Linked DNA regions of Homo sapiens: region 1 is linked to region 2. The links are chromatin contacts, found by Hi-C or POLR2A ChIA-PET in ENCODE. All regions are on one chromosome and are shown on one strand. Each heading gives the region's core, a stretch centred on a gene start or an enhancer-like site at or near the end of the contact. The rest is flanking DNA. Distances are from core to core; before and after follow the strand shown.

Evidence for each region. A loop is a pair of places that touch in the nucleus more often than their neighbours do. ChIA-PET counts read pairs that join two places held with the same protein, here RNA polymerase II (POLR2A). Pooled maps may share reads with other maps.
Region 1: a pooled map shows a loop between it and region 2 (2.1-fold over the local background). The contact joins two enhancer-like sites. A Hi-C loop is called at or near these places in 1 of 50 pooled maps. POLR2A ChIA-PET finds 5 or more read pairs at or near these places in 5 of 52 experiments (GM12878, H1, OCI-LY7 and 2 more).

The regions. Positions count from the first base shown.
Region 1 is chr18:23,089,747-23,093,645 of GRCh38, reverse strand. No RefSeq gene overlaps it. Among named protein-coding and RNA genes, the nearest start is that of CABLES1, 44 kb to the left of the region's middle. Within about 2 kb of position 2,110, at least 3 of the 41 ENCODE cell types and tissues checked have a DNase peak (open chromatin) inside an H3K27ac peak, as active enhancers do.
Region 2 is chr18:22,977,017-22,980,835 of GRCh38, reverse strand. All of the region lies in intron 6 of RBBP8 (RB binding protein 8, endonuclease), which reads right to left. Among named protein-coding and RNA genes, the nearest start is that of RBBP8-AS1, 45 kb to the right of the region's middle. Within about 2 kb of position 2,280, at least 7 of the 41 ENCODE cell types and tissues checked have a DNase peak (open chromatin) inside an H3K27ac peak, as active enhancers do.

The DNA of each region.
Region 1 (3,899 bases), core at 861-3,360, 110 kb before region 2:
AGTGAGACTCCGTCTGAAAAAAAAAATAAATTAGCTGGGCATGGTGGTACACGCCTGTCGTCCCAGCTATTTGGGAGTAAGGAGGGAGGATTGCTTGAGCCCAGGAGTTTGAGAATGCAGTGAGCTATGATCGTGCCACTGCACTCCAGCCTAGGTGACAGAGTGAGACTCTGTCTCAAAATAAACACACACACACACACACACACACACACACACGAGAGGACCAATCCCACTCCAAATCATTGATGCCTACTACAAAAATACAAAAGGTCACAAGAAAACCAATGGGTAGGCCGGGTGCGGTGACTCATGCCTGTAATCCCAGCACTTTGAGAGGCCGACGGGGTCAGATCACCTGAGGTCAGGAGTTCGAGATCAGTCTGGCCAACATGGTGAAACCCTGTCTCTACTAAAAATACAAAAAATTAGCCAGATGTGATGGTAGGCGCCTGTAATCCCAGCTACTCGGGAGGCTGTGGCAGGAGAATCGCTTGAACCCAGGAGGCAGAGGTTGCAGTGAGCCGAGATTGCGCCATTGCACTCCAGCCTGGGTAACAAGAGAAAAACTCTGTCTCAAAAGAAAAAGAAAAAGAAAACCAATGGGTATCCCAAATAAATCAAAACAGATACCTAATCACAGCCTTCTGTGGAATTCATAACTCATCACTCACATAACAGGGATTTCCTTTTCTTTCTTTCTTTCTTTTTTGAGATGGAGTCTCACTCTGTCACCCAGGCTGGAGTGCAGTGACGCAATCTCAGCTCACTGCAACCTCCACTTCCCAGGTTCAAGTGATTCTCCTGCCTCAGCCTCCTGAGTAACTGGGATTACAGGCACCCGCCACTATGCCCAGCTAATTTTTGTATTTTTAGTAGAGATGAGGTTTCACCATGTTGGCCAGGCTGGTCTCAAACTCCTAACCTCAGGCGACCCACCCACCTCGGCCTCCCAAAGTGCTGGGATCACAAGTGTGAGCCACCGTGCCCAGCCAACATAACAGGGATTTCTAAGTGTGATGGTTAATTTTAGGTGTCAACTTGAATGAATTGAGAAATATCTAGAGAGGTGGTAAACCATCATTTTGGATGTGTTGGTGAGGTGTTTCCAGAGGAGACTGGATTGTGATTTGGTGAACTGAGCAGGGAAGATCTGCTCTCAGTGTGGGCAGGCAACGTTCAATCGACTGGTGGACCACAGAGAATAGAAAGACAGAGGGAAGGCAGAGTCTCATGCTCTCTCCTGGAGCTGGGACGGCCTTCTCCTCTTGCCCTTGGACAGCAGGACTCCAGGCTCCCTGGCCTTTGGACTCCGGGACTTACACCAGCATCCTCCTCCACCAGCCCCGAGTTCGCAGGGCTTTGGCCACGGACTGAGAGTTATACCATTGGCTTCCCCAGTTCTGAGGCTTCGAACTTGGGCAAAGCCACACTACCATCATCCCCGGGTCTCCAGCTTCCAGATGGCCTGTCATGGGACTTCTCAGCTTCCATAATCACATGAGCCAATTCCCCTCATAAATCCCCTCTCATGTCTCTATATATCCTATTGGATCCATCTATCTGGAGAACACTGACTCATCTAAAGCATCTTAAAAATAAGAATATATATATATATATATATATTTTAAAAAGGAATATATATGTGTACACACACACACACACACACACACACACACACACACATATATATATATTTTTTTTTTTTTTTGAGACAGGATCTTGCTCTGCCACCCAGGCTGGAGTGCAGTGGCGCCATTATGGCTCACTGCAGCCTTGACCTCCTGGGCTCAAGCAATACCCCTGCCTTGGCCTCCTGAGTAGCTGGGACTACAGGCACGTGCCACCAAAACTGGCTAAAAATATACACATATTCTTAAAAATGATTATTCAGCCATGACTTGCAATTTATAAAGAACAAGAACAAAGCTTATCTTTAAAATAATCATTTTATTAATCGTCCATTGCCACTCCTTTGGTCAGAGTTTCTCTAGGTGGTAGCTGCTTTTCTCACTCCTATTCTTTAATATAGCAAAAGAAGAAGCCTTCAAATGAAGTTAATATGAAACCAGAGACAGTGAAGAGAGAGAACCAGAGGTTGAGAAGAGGAAATACCAGCTTCTTTCGGGATGATGTTACTTCCTTTTTCAAGACAAAAAAAAAAAAAACAGTCTTTTCATGTTGGATTGTCAAGGCATAAATTGTAGTGTGGTTCCTAAATGTCTGACAATAGGGAAATCATTTAATAAATTATAGTACTGTCAAACAATGAAGTATCATGAGCCAATTAAAATGAATTTTTTAGGTTGGGTGCAGTGGCTCACGCCTGTAATCCCAGCACTTTGACAGGCTGAGGCAGGTGGATTGCTTGAGGTCAGGAGTTTGAGTCCAGCCTGGCCAACATGGTGAAACTCCGTCTCTACTAAAAATACAAAAGTTAGCTGGGTGTGGTGGTGCGTGCTTGTAATCCCAGCTACTCAAGAGGCTGAGGCAGGAGACTCTTTAACCTGGGAGGCGGAGGTTGCAGTGAGCTGAGATGGCACCAGGGCTCTCCAGCCTGGGCAACAGAGACTCTGTCTCAAAATAATAATAATAGTAATAATAATAATAAGTTTTTAATGGGCAACATTTTAGTGTGGAGAAATCCATAAGATAAAGTGATAAATGATAAAAATCAGAATATAAAACTATGTGTGATATGATTACAAGGTTGTTTTATACACACACACAAGATAGGCATTGCAGTATTAACAGAGGTTATCATCAGATGTTGAAGTTATGGCTTTAAAAACATGAATTATTATACTTTTTATTTTCCAAATATTTATATGGGCATTTATTATTTTTATAATAAAAGTTGGATATAAAATAATAAAGGGTTTTCATATTGTGGTTGAACTGTAAATGAGAGTTACTGAAGATTAGAGTTTCCAAAAATAAACATGTGGTTTTAATAGTCCTGTCTCATTGTGAATAGAAATACAATTTTTCGGCCGGGCGCGGTGGCTCACGCCTGGAATCCCAACACACTGGGAGGCTGAGGTGGGTGGATCACGAGGTCAGGAGTTCAAGACCAGTCCGGCCAACATGGTGAAAACCCGTCTCTACTAAAAATACAAAAATTAGCCGGTCGTTGTGGTGCGTGCCTATAATCCCAGCTACTTGGGAAGCTGAGACAGGAGAATTTCTTGAACCCGGGAGGGGGAGGTTGCAGTGAGCTGAGATCATGCCACTGCACTCCAGCTTGGGTGACAGAGCAAGACTCCGTCTTGGAAAAAAAAGAAGAAGAAGAAATACAGATTTTCTATGTTGTTTTCCCTTATCCTAGGTGCTTTTTAGCAGATTCCTATTGCACTAAGTGGTTCAGATCTTCTTAGCATGTACAGAATTTTTCAGGAGTTAGTGTTAAATGTTTTGGGCAAATGACTTTCAGACAACTGGGGCTCAGCCTAGCAAAGGAATCCTGCAGTACACTAAGAGTTTCCTTCTAATTTAAAGGAGATTCTTCTTTCTTTCTTTCTTTCTTTCTTTCTTTCTTTCTTTCTTTCTTTCTTTCTTTCTCTTTCTTTCTTTCCTTTCTTTCTTTCTCTTTCTTTCTTTCTTTCTTTCTTTCTTTCTTTCTTTCTTTCCTTCCTTCCTTCCTTCTTTCCTTCCTTCTTTCTTCCTTTCTTTCTTTCTCTTTCTTTCTTTCTTTCTCTTTCTTTCTTTCTTTCTTTCTTTCTTTCTTTCTTTCTTTCCTTCCTTCCTTCCTTCCTTCCTTCCTTCCTTCCTTCTTTCCTTCCTTCTTTCTTCCTTTCTTTCTTTCTCTTTCTTTCTTTCTTTCTCTTTCTTTCTTTCTTTCTTTCCTTCCTTCCTTCCTTCCTTCCTTCCTTCCTTCCTTCTTTCCTTCCTTCTTTCTTCCT
Region 2 (3,819 bases), core at 1,031-3,530:
GGGTGAGGTGGGAGGGTTGCCTGAGCCCAGGAAGTCGAGGCTGCAGTGAGCTATGATCATGCCACTCCACTCCAGCCTCGGCAACACAGTGAGACCCTGTCTCCAAAAAAAAAAAAAAAAACCCCAAAAAGACTTAAGTCATATGGATGAAATCTCATGAAAACCCTGTCACATCTGCTCATTTCACTGAGAACACAAGCCAAAGTCCTTTGATCCATGAAGATCCTACATGACCTGATGGTGCCCCTCCCATTTTTCCTCTCTGACCTTTTTTCCTATTATACTCTACTCCTGCCACACTCTCTTCCTTGAGGTTCCCCAAACACACCAAGCATACTCCCACCTTAGGTTCTTTGCACCAATTGTTCCACCTGCTTGGAATGCTCATCCCCAGATACCTACATACCTAATTATCTCTCTAATCTCCTTCAAGTCTGCTGGAATTTTACCGTTTAAAATTGCAACCTCCCTTCACACACCCTAGTACTCCTGTTCCCTGTTATTCTGCTCTATAAACTTTATCCACAGCATTTACTGCTTTTTAACATAGTATGCAATTTACTCATTTTTATTTATTTAGATTTTTTTTTGAGTCTGAGTCTTGCTCTTTTGCCCAGGCTGGAGTGCAGTGGTCCAATCTCGGCTCACTACAACCTCTGCCTCCTGGGTTGTAGTGATTCTAGTGCCTCAGCCTCCTGAGTAGGTGGGATTACAAGCGTGCAACACCATGCCTGGCTAATTTTTGTATTTTTAGTAGAGACAGGGTTTCACCACGTTGGCCAGGCTGGTCCCAAACTCCTGACCTCAAGTGATCCACCCGTCTCGGCCTCCCAAAGTGCTGAGATTATAGGCGTGAACCACGGCGCCCAGCTGCAATTTATTTATTGTATCTATTGCTCACCTGTTAGAATATAAGTTCTAAGAGGATGGGATCTTTGGTTAACCGATGAATCACAAGAGCCTACCACAGTAGACATACAGTAGGTATGGCGTAAACATTTGTTGAGTGAATAGGAGACATTCCCAGATTCCACTAGAGAATAAATTTGTGTGGATCTAGGCATATGTTCTTGCCCAACTCAATTCAGGATCAACTGTAACTGAAAGATTGGGTTTGAATTGAATTGTGAATGTTGAGTAAAAATAAAGTTAATTGACTTTCCCATGTCAAACCATTACTGACCTTATTTGCCAACCAATTGTTACCAGTCTGTCAGACATTTAGGCTTTACATGACCAAATCAGTCTGTCCTATTAGACTCGTATCAACTTGCAATACTATTTCCAAATAAAAGCTTATATAGTGAGAACTGTATGAACTATGACCAACAGAGATTTTTAAGAAACATTAATTGGAAGACAAAGACTAATTTTTCCCAAAAAAGATTTACACTTTAATTTCCTGAATGATACCAATATTATTTGTAGGCTTTAATCCTACATTTTATACCAAGGAACAATCTTTAGAGCTAATGTCTAATTATTTAAAATTTTTTAAATTTTAAATAAAATAAACATAAACATAAAATAAAATAAACATAAAATTATTTAAAATTTTATTTTATGTTTTTGAGACGGAGTCTCCTTCTGTTGCCCAGGCTGGAGTGCAGTGGTGCGATCTCAGCGCACTGCAACCTCTGCCAGGTTCAAGTGATTCTTGTGTCTCAGCCTCCCGAGTAGCTGGGACTACAGCTGCGCGTGCAACCATACCTGGCTAGTTTTTGTATTTTTAATGGAGACAGGGTTTTACCATGTTGCCCAGGCTGTCTCAAACTCCTCACCTCAAGTGATCTGCCCACCTTGGCCTCCCAAAGTGCTGAGACTACAGGCATGAGCCACTGTGCCCAGCCAAATTTTATTTTTAATTGACAAATAATAATTGTATCTACTTACTGGGTTCAACAAAATGTTTTGATACATGTTTACAGTGTAGAATGATTAAATCAAGCTAATTAACATCTATCACTTCACACACTTATCTTTTTTTTGTAGTAAAAACATTTAAAATCTACTTGGCAGTTCTGAAATATACAATCATTATTAAGTCACCATTCTGTGCAATAGATCTGATATCTAATTTTTTAATCTCTTCCTGTAATTTTCTTATTCTGGAAAAACAGTAAGTTAAAGTCATATGAGAAAGGCTTATAAATTAATGGAGTGTGAAATCTATCTGACCTAGCTTTAACTAATCACGTCACAGCCTGCTTGCCTATTAGTCATAAAAATTCCACCTGAAACATGAATGAGTCACGAGAAGCAATTGATTTCCTGGCAGAGTCAATGTGGAAGAAGCTGGGATCACAAAAGGAAAAAACAAAAAAACAAACAAAACTAGCTCTAACTAGAGGTGCCCAAACTAAGTAAATGAGTGCTGGCTTTGTCTTCCTTTGTCATAAAAGGAAAAAACAAAACTCCATATGTTAACCAAGTTCATCCTTTAAAACACTAGTCTCACTGATTTTCTGAGAGAAAGAGTTCACGTCACAGCTTTTGGTTAAATTAATTATGCACACTTGTCCTCCTTTCACTTTTCCTTCTGATGGCTTGAGCTGTTTGATTTATGGACCTCTGCTCCCTCTTAAACTCCTGTCAAAACTGTTTTAGTTGGTTTCTTCCCTAAAGACCTATAATTATGGATCTGGGGTTTCCCTTCATGAGTCTGTAAAAAAGTTTTAAATATTCAGCTTTTTTCCTTTTCTACTCTGAAGAACTTACATTTCCAGTTAAAACATAATTTAAACTTAACGAAGTAACATTATAGCCATTGTAGGGGAGGTGGCAGTACTGCTCCACTGATCAGGCTATACCTAGAATATTGATTTCTTAATTCAGATATTGACGAACTAAAACATTTTTAAAAATTCACAGTTTGAAGAGTTGAAGTAATGCCACATGAATGAACAGAGGATATTTAATGCCACAGTTAATGAACAGAGGATATTTACTCTAGAGAAAACAAGACTCAGGAGGGCCATGATAGCTGTCTTCATGTATCAAAAGAGTCGTCAAGTAGCACAGGAGAAGAGACTTGCTTAAGATGGTCCTGGAAGGCAGTCATAATCAAGAAATATAACTTATAAGCAGTGTAATTTCTATAAACTTAGAATTTTCTAATAATTTTGTCTCACTAAATTTAAATAGGCTTGGGAAACAGTAAACTTCTACTAGACGTGTTCAAACAATAGCTATTTGTTAAAGAAGCTGTATAAGGAATTCAATTTAGAAGAGGGTTGAATGCAATGAGTTCTACAGTCCTTTGAACTCTTACGTGTATAGACTCCCTTGACTTTCACTGACCCATCACATCTATTTTCTAAAACGAAAAGAATGATGACCTCAATACCTAGCTTTATACACATTTTTAACTTTATAGTGGCAAAATTTTACTGAATAATTTTGGTGTCACTAATAACTGCCCTATCATATAAGCCATCTTGTAACATCAAAACTAGCTCAGAAGAGTTAGAGTTACTGCATTTAACAAGCAGAAGTCAAATAATATTTTCTTCTAAAGTTCAGGGAAATTTCAGGCACAAATAGCATAATATGACAGTGGTTTAGGTGATCAGAGAAAATTAGGTTGCCTTTACAAGATGATACTTGCTTTTTTAAAAACAAAACAAAACAAAACAAAACTGCTGAGCAAAATGCAATTTCTTTGCGACCAAGCTACAGAAGAAGTTGGTTCATGAGAATCACAACTATCTTATATTTCAGAAGAGAATAAAAGACACAATCAGATCATCTCCTATACTCTTTTGACTAAGCATGTCCTAAATAAACATACATGCCTTAAGCTCATCTATATGATTACTC